Regions from separate parts of the Mus musculus genome. Here region 2 is linked to region 1. A link is a loop called in an ENCODE intact Hi-C map of the cell type or tissue named here. Cell type or tissue: heart. All regions are shown on one strand. Links, peaks and the distances in the headings refer to the core of each region. The heading gives the core; the rest is flanking DNA.

Evidence for each region. A loop is a pair of places that touch in the nucleus more often than their neighbours do. Peaks named below come from ENCODE experiments on the same cell type or tissue, not always from the same donor. Only the 100,000 strongest peaks of a DNase experiment are listed, where the experiment ranks them.
Region 2: it touches region 1 in a loop (1.8-fold over the local background); 2 of 42 quality-filtered maps call a loop at or near these places.

What each region holds. Positions count from the first base shown.
Region 1 is chr15:62,228,390-62,231,305 of GRCm38, reverse strand. The region is part of intron 2 of Pvt1 (Pvt1 oncogene); the gene reads right to left. Among named protein-coding and RNA genes, the nearest start is that of Pvt1, 190 kb to the right of the region's middle. In heart, for the core only: no CTCF peak of the experiment used is centred there; a DNase peak (open chromatin) is centred at 1,235; H3K27ac peaks cover 972 bases.
Region 2 is chr15:62,168,104-62,171,019 of GRCm38, reverse strand. All of the region lies in intron 1 of Pvt1 (Pvt1 oncogene), which reads right to left. Among named protein-coding and RNA genes, the nearest start is that of Pvt1, 130 kb to the right of the region's middle. In heart, for the core only: no CTCF peak of the experiment used is centred there; a DNase peak (open chromatin) is centred at 1,209.

The DNA.
Region 1 (2,916 bases), core at 117-2,616:
CAGTTATGATCACGGGGGCTTCAAGGAAAGGAAGAAGAAAGGGCTGGGGTTGTAGTTCACTCAGTAGAGGGCTTCTTTATTATGTACAGAGACCTGAGCTTAATCTCCAGAACCAAATAACTGAGCATCGTGGTACACATCTGTAACCCCAACACTAGGGAGGTGGGGACAGGGAAACAAGAAATTCAAGGGCATATGATAACAACGCTTATTCTTCACCCTCCTGGCAGCTGGTCACCTGGGTGTTGGCTGATGTAAGCAGGGCTTGTGGAAAGGTATCTACATTACACTCCATCACCAAAGGCCCCTTCTTACTGTGACCGTGACAGAAGAGAAACCTTCCACACATTCCGTTCTCCAATTGGGTGATAAGACTATGCTTCCCATAGAGCACAAGAAGTCACATGGCTAAGTTCAAAGTCAAGGAAGGAAAGTACATTGTGTCCAACATACTATGCCAGCACGGAAAAGGTATGACTGCAGTCTTATGGGGGAAGGGTGTGTGTGTGTGCTGCATGCGGTATTGTAACCACCAGTTCAAGCAACCACAGGCAATCAGTACTGTCAATATCTCACAGTACAGATGAGGAGGCTAGAACAAAATGAATTATAATTTCACCTAAATCATACTACTAGTATATGAGTGAACTAGCATTAGAAGTTGTGATGGTCAGTCTTAATTGTCAACTTCATGAGACCTAGGAAAGCCAAGGAAATAGGCTTCTGGGTATATACAAGGAATTCTCTTGACTGGATTGCTTGAGGTTTATTGATCCATCCATTGTGGGTAGCACGCTTGGATTAGAAGCAAGGCCTGAATGAGAAGGAAGAACTACAGATTGGATAGACGCTTCACCATGCAAGTTCTCATTGCTGTGATTTCCCTACTTTGATGGACCGCAACTTGTGTTCTGAAATAAATGTTCTCTCTAGTAAATTAGTTTTGTCAGAGCATTTTTTTTAAACCAAAGCAATAAGAGAAGAAGCTAAGACAGAAGGCAAGTAGGGAGATTGAGAATGATGGCTAAGAATTTACTTCTGCTAATGAGTAGAGTTAAATCTGCATGACACTAAATGTTATTGAGTCTGCGCATTGAGTCGGTGCATTGCTCTGGGTGGCAAAGATTCTCAGAAGCAAAGGAACAATACTCCAAAAGAGGAAGCAAGCCAATGGAAAGGCAGCCAGCTTGAACTGTTGCTTTCAGTGAGGCCACAGTCTCCCTTCCAGGCCTGGGGCCAAGAAGGTTCCGTGACTTTCCAGGGATGATTGTACAGCAAGTCCAACATCCAGATAGAGTCAGCTCTCCGTGGCTATAACAGGGCCAAATGTGCTTCTTCCCCATCTCCAGGGGCTGAATCTTCTGCTAAGGCAGGCTGGCTTATAAGGCCAGCACCTCTCTTCCTTTGACAATGGGAGGTCAGAAGGAGGTAATGAGGTGTAGAAGAGTTGAGGAAGAGACAGAGTCGTGGACAGAGCTGTGCCTGGGCACTGGAAGGCAGTTTGAGAGAGAATGGAGCCCTGGAGTGAAGTAATCCTCAGAAGCAAGCCTTACTGAGAAACTCTGTTTCAGAGCACCCAGTTGGATTTCCTGGAAAGGATCAGAAGCCGTCTCTGGGGCCTCTTTAGAAAGCTCACAGGGCGGGAAAGCTGAGGGTAGGACTCAGCAGTATCTCCACATGAAAAAGCACCCACTGTCTGGAGGCTCAGAACGACCAGAGAACCCAAAATATGAAGAGACTTTGAATACTGTAGCTTGGGTCAGGAATCACCAAGATCTCTACATAACTTGGTCCTACAAAGAATGTCAGTGGCTACTGTGACTTAAGGTAATGACACCTTAAGGCTGAACCAAAGGACAGGGGCTTCCCTCTGAGTCTAACAGCAACTGGACTCTATTCCTTCTCCCTGTCAACAGGAATAAAGGTCATCCTATCCCTGGGAGCTTGCTCCCTTCCATCTACTCTTACCTGAGAAGAATATGGTAGCATTTTATTTAAACATGGAAACTTCCCCAACCGGTTTATGACAGTCCTAAACATCCTGTACCGGATAAATAGCATTGTTCCCACACTGGCCAAGGCTCAGTGAAGTTAGTTTGCTCACAATCACCAGCTAAAGAACTTACAGTTCAACTCAGGTCTGCCAGATTCCTAACCTCTACTTCCTTATGTTTTGCCAGGTTGCTATCTTTGCATCCAGGGCATAGACTGAAAGAGAGATGGGACCTTTGATTCATGGATGAGCAGGCGCTGCTGCTGACAGCCACTTAGAACATTGTAGAGGGCTTAAGAGCAAGCATCCCAGAGCCAATTGAGCTTCTGAATCTTGCTTTTACCATTGAGAAATCTAGACAGGAGGGTGGAACACAGCAGTTAACCTCTCTCCCTAAGATGCTTCATCTGAGAAATGAATTCTACAATATCAACTGTACCATGGCAGTCAGATGAGGATAAAATAATTTGGTGAGAAGGAAGAATTGATGACAGTTCCCAGCACATAGAACAAAAACAGTGCTATCGTGTCTTGTTTTGTTGCTATGACTGCAGTTTAAACATGATCTTGGTTCCGGGACTCAGCAGAACTTAGGAAATTAGTCTGAACAGGTTAGAGGGTGCGCCAGAGAACCGGACAGCTTCTGGGACGGGCGGAAGCACAGAGCCGCTGAGGCAGCAGCCTGGGCGGGCCGCAGACAACCGGCCACCATCCGGACCAGAGGACCAGAGGACAGGTGTCCGCCTGGCTTGGGAGGCGGCCTCAGCCTCAGCAGCAGTGGTCGCCATCTGGGTTCCGGGACTCCGCGGGACCTAGGAAATTAGTCTGAACAGGTTAGAGGGTGCGCCAGAGAACCAGACAGCTTCTGTATGATAAAAACTTCAAGTCTCTGAAGAAAGAAATTAAAGAAGATCTCAGAAGAT
Region 2 (2,916 bases), core at 164-2,663, 60 kb after region 1:
TTAGACACTTACTGAAAAGGGGCTTGAAAAGAAATAAATAGACCAAGATGTTTGCTTTGTTTTAAATACAAAAGAGGGACAAAACAAAAACAAAAAACAAAAACAAGCAAATAAAAACCAATAACAACAACAACAACAAAACACCAAAGAAATGAACACATTACTGTGTGAGCCAGCACTGAGCACGAAGCAGTAATCAGTCCCACGCAGCATCATGTTTCTTCCCTGGCACACAGCAGTCACTCATTCCTTGCACATATTCCTGTTTTCAGAAGATAGATGGGCTAAATCTTACAGAGCTGTCCAACCTTTTGCTATTGCGATATGATAGTGTCATCTATGAAAGTAGTGAACTGCATTAACAGCTATCGTAAGACTCAAGTGGCCTATTGGCCACAGGTTAGACACACCTGGTTCCAAATGGCTAAACTAGTATCCTGGGTAACACCTAAGGGTGTCAAAGATTTGATCACTAATTGGTGAGGTCATATATCCTTGACTCCCCAGCACAGCTAAAAAAAAAAAAAAAAAGCCATCGAGGAAAAACACCCTCAAGAAATGCAACTCAGGCAGTGTGTGAAGCCTTTCCTCTGCACAGCGGTGACCTAAAGAGAATGGCAGGGACTGCTATCAGTCCCAGTTAGGGCTTAAGAAGCCAAGGCTCAGAAGAGCCATGAACAGAACATTGGGGCTCCACAGAGGAGAAGCTCGGAGGGGTAGGGGAAGGTATAGCTTCTACAAACTGGGAACTGGAAGACGGGATGCTCTCAGGTCAGTGAGGGCCACTATGATTCTATGGAGAAAGGCTATTTGTCCCAAGAACTCTGGTTTCTAAGCCAAGCTCCCTGAGCAGTAGGCACACATGGGGTCAGGGTAACATCATGTGCGAAGAATGGAGCAGATAACAGGTGTAAACATGGTCACTGGTGAAACTGAGGATTCGGTGAAGTGTGGGAGGAAGAAGGGTCCTAGAAGGTCGATGGTGCCGGTAGATTTCCCTGAACCATGAGAAGCCCGTCATCTCACTGTTGTCCACCTCAAACTTTCCTTTTCATACCTACCCTTGCATTCACCTTTCTTTTATAAGAACCTTCCTACCATAGGGGTGTCAAGTGATGAAGTCACCACCCAAAGTAGTTTCATTTCTCCAACCTCAAAACCCTCCTTTCCTGCCGCACACTCACAGCTTGTCACCCAGAACATCAAAGCCATTGCTTTCCGGAAAGCTTCTCTGATCACCTGGGTGACTTGTGGAGATAAAAACAACCTACCCCACACTAGAGATCATCTACTTCCTGCTATGTCTTGGTCAAGGCAAGAGCTGGAAAATGGGGCCAGAGTGTACCAACAAACACTTCCCAAAGAGTTGTAAGGTCCCAACCCAAAAGCACTTTCTACCAAGGGCTCTTGCCAAGGCAGACAGTTGTACCAAGCTATCTCTGTCTTTTTCAAATAGAAACTATAATGGTCTCATGTTCACTCTGTAGAGTCTCTACTTACTGAACTGTAATGACAGCTCATTTGCATACAGGAAAAGTAAGTCAAGCAGTTACACACACTCTGGGCTGTAGTTTTTGGTGACTCACAGAAGAAAGCGTATAGATTATTTCCATTCGGCTCCATCCTCCAATTACTTAAGTGATGGAAAGTCACAGAGCCAATGGGACCCCTGGGGAAGTTCCAAGCTACTGGGAATTCAAACAGTTAATGTAAGTTTAGCAGGGAGTTTCCCGTGGTGCACAGGTGCACCATCAGGTGGGCCGTGATGGAGAGTCCCACCCCTGAGACACCTCGCACCTCATCTCAAGAAATGATCTTCTAGAAAGACAAGGAAATACCGAGTCCCAGGGCCCATGATCCAGGAAGTCACATCTCCAGGTCTACTCTTCCAGGAAGCCAGTGTTGAACCTACCTCATATTATAAACTTCCTATTTGTAGCCATGGTGCACGACTCGTATAAGGAGCTCAGTAGTAGAACATTGTCCAAATAGTAACCACTTGCTGAATGAATAGTGCTTGGGTGAAAACATTCCCTAAATACTGATTGCTTATTTTGTGCTAGGTACCATGCATCCATCATTAAAAACAGTTGCTTGGTACAACCAACTGACACTCAGCTGCCAGCTTCTTTGGAGACAACTTTAGCTGAACAGGGTCAGACTCAAGTATCCTTCCAGGCAAAGCTACATTGTCACTGATCAACCGTCATGCCACCACAATTCAGGACAGTTCTCAAAGAGCATTCTAGTGTGGTCTATGCAGAGCTCTCTCTGAGGCTATGCTATGCTCAGACACCTTCACAGCTTGATGGCTCCTTCCAATCCTGATTCCTTCCATGCGTTTCACAATTGTTGATCCCAATGTACTCCAGAGTAAGCATCCTGCTTATTAACCTACACACTGATACCTGCCTCAGAGAAAAATTCAGCATGTAAGATGCAGGATCTCATGACCCATCTGTGGTGGCCCAGGCCTGTAACCCCAGCATTCAGGCAACTGAGATATGACGATTAGTAATTCAGGCTAGCCTGGGTTAGATGGAAAGTTACAGGCCAACGAGGGTAGTTTTTTATTTGTTTTTGTTTTGTTTTGTTTGTTTTTTTACTTTGTTTATTTGGGTTTTTGTTTTGTTTTGTTTTTAATGATGGATTCTCAAGGCTCTGTGTTATCACATAAAAGCTCTAGTAAGGCAGGTAACATCCCTATAGATGAGGAAACAATGCATCGACAAGAGTATGGGATTCAAGGCTCACAACTATGACTAATGAGCAGGAGCTATGAAAAAGGTTCAGATCTTCATGTTTGTTGCAGTGTGTGCCTAAGTCCTAGGCCATTAGAGTCATACATGGTCTATCTTTGTTCCCCCAGCACACTATTCATGAAATAGCATAAGCAAAACGTTCCTCATGTGATTA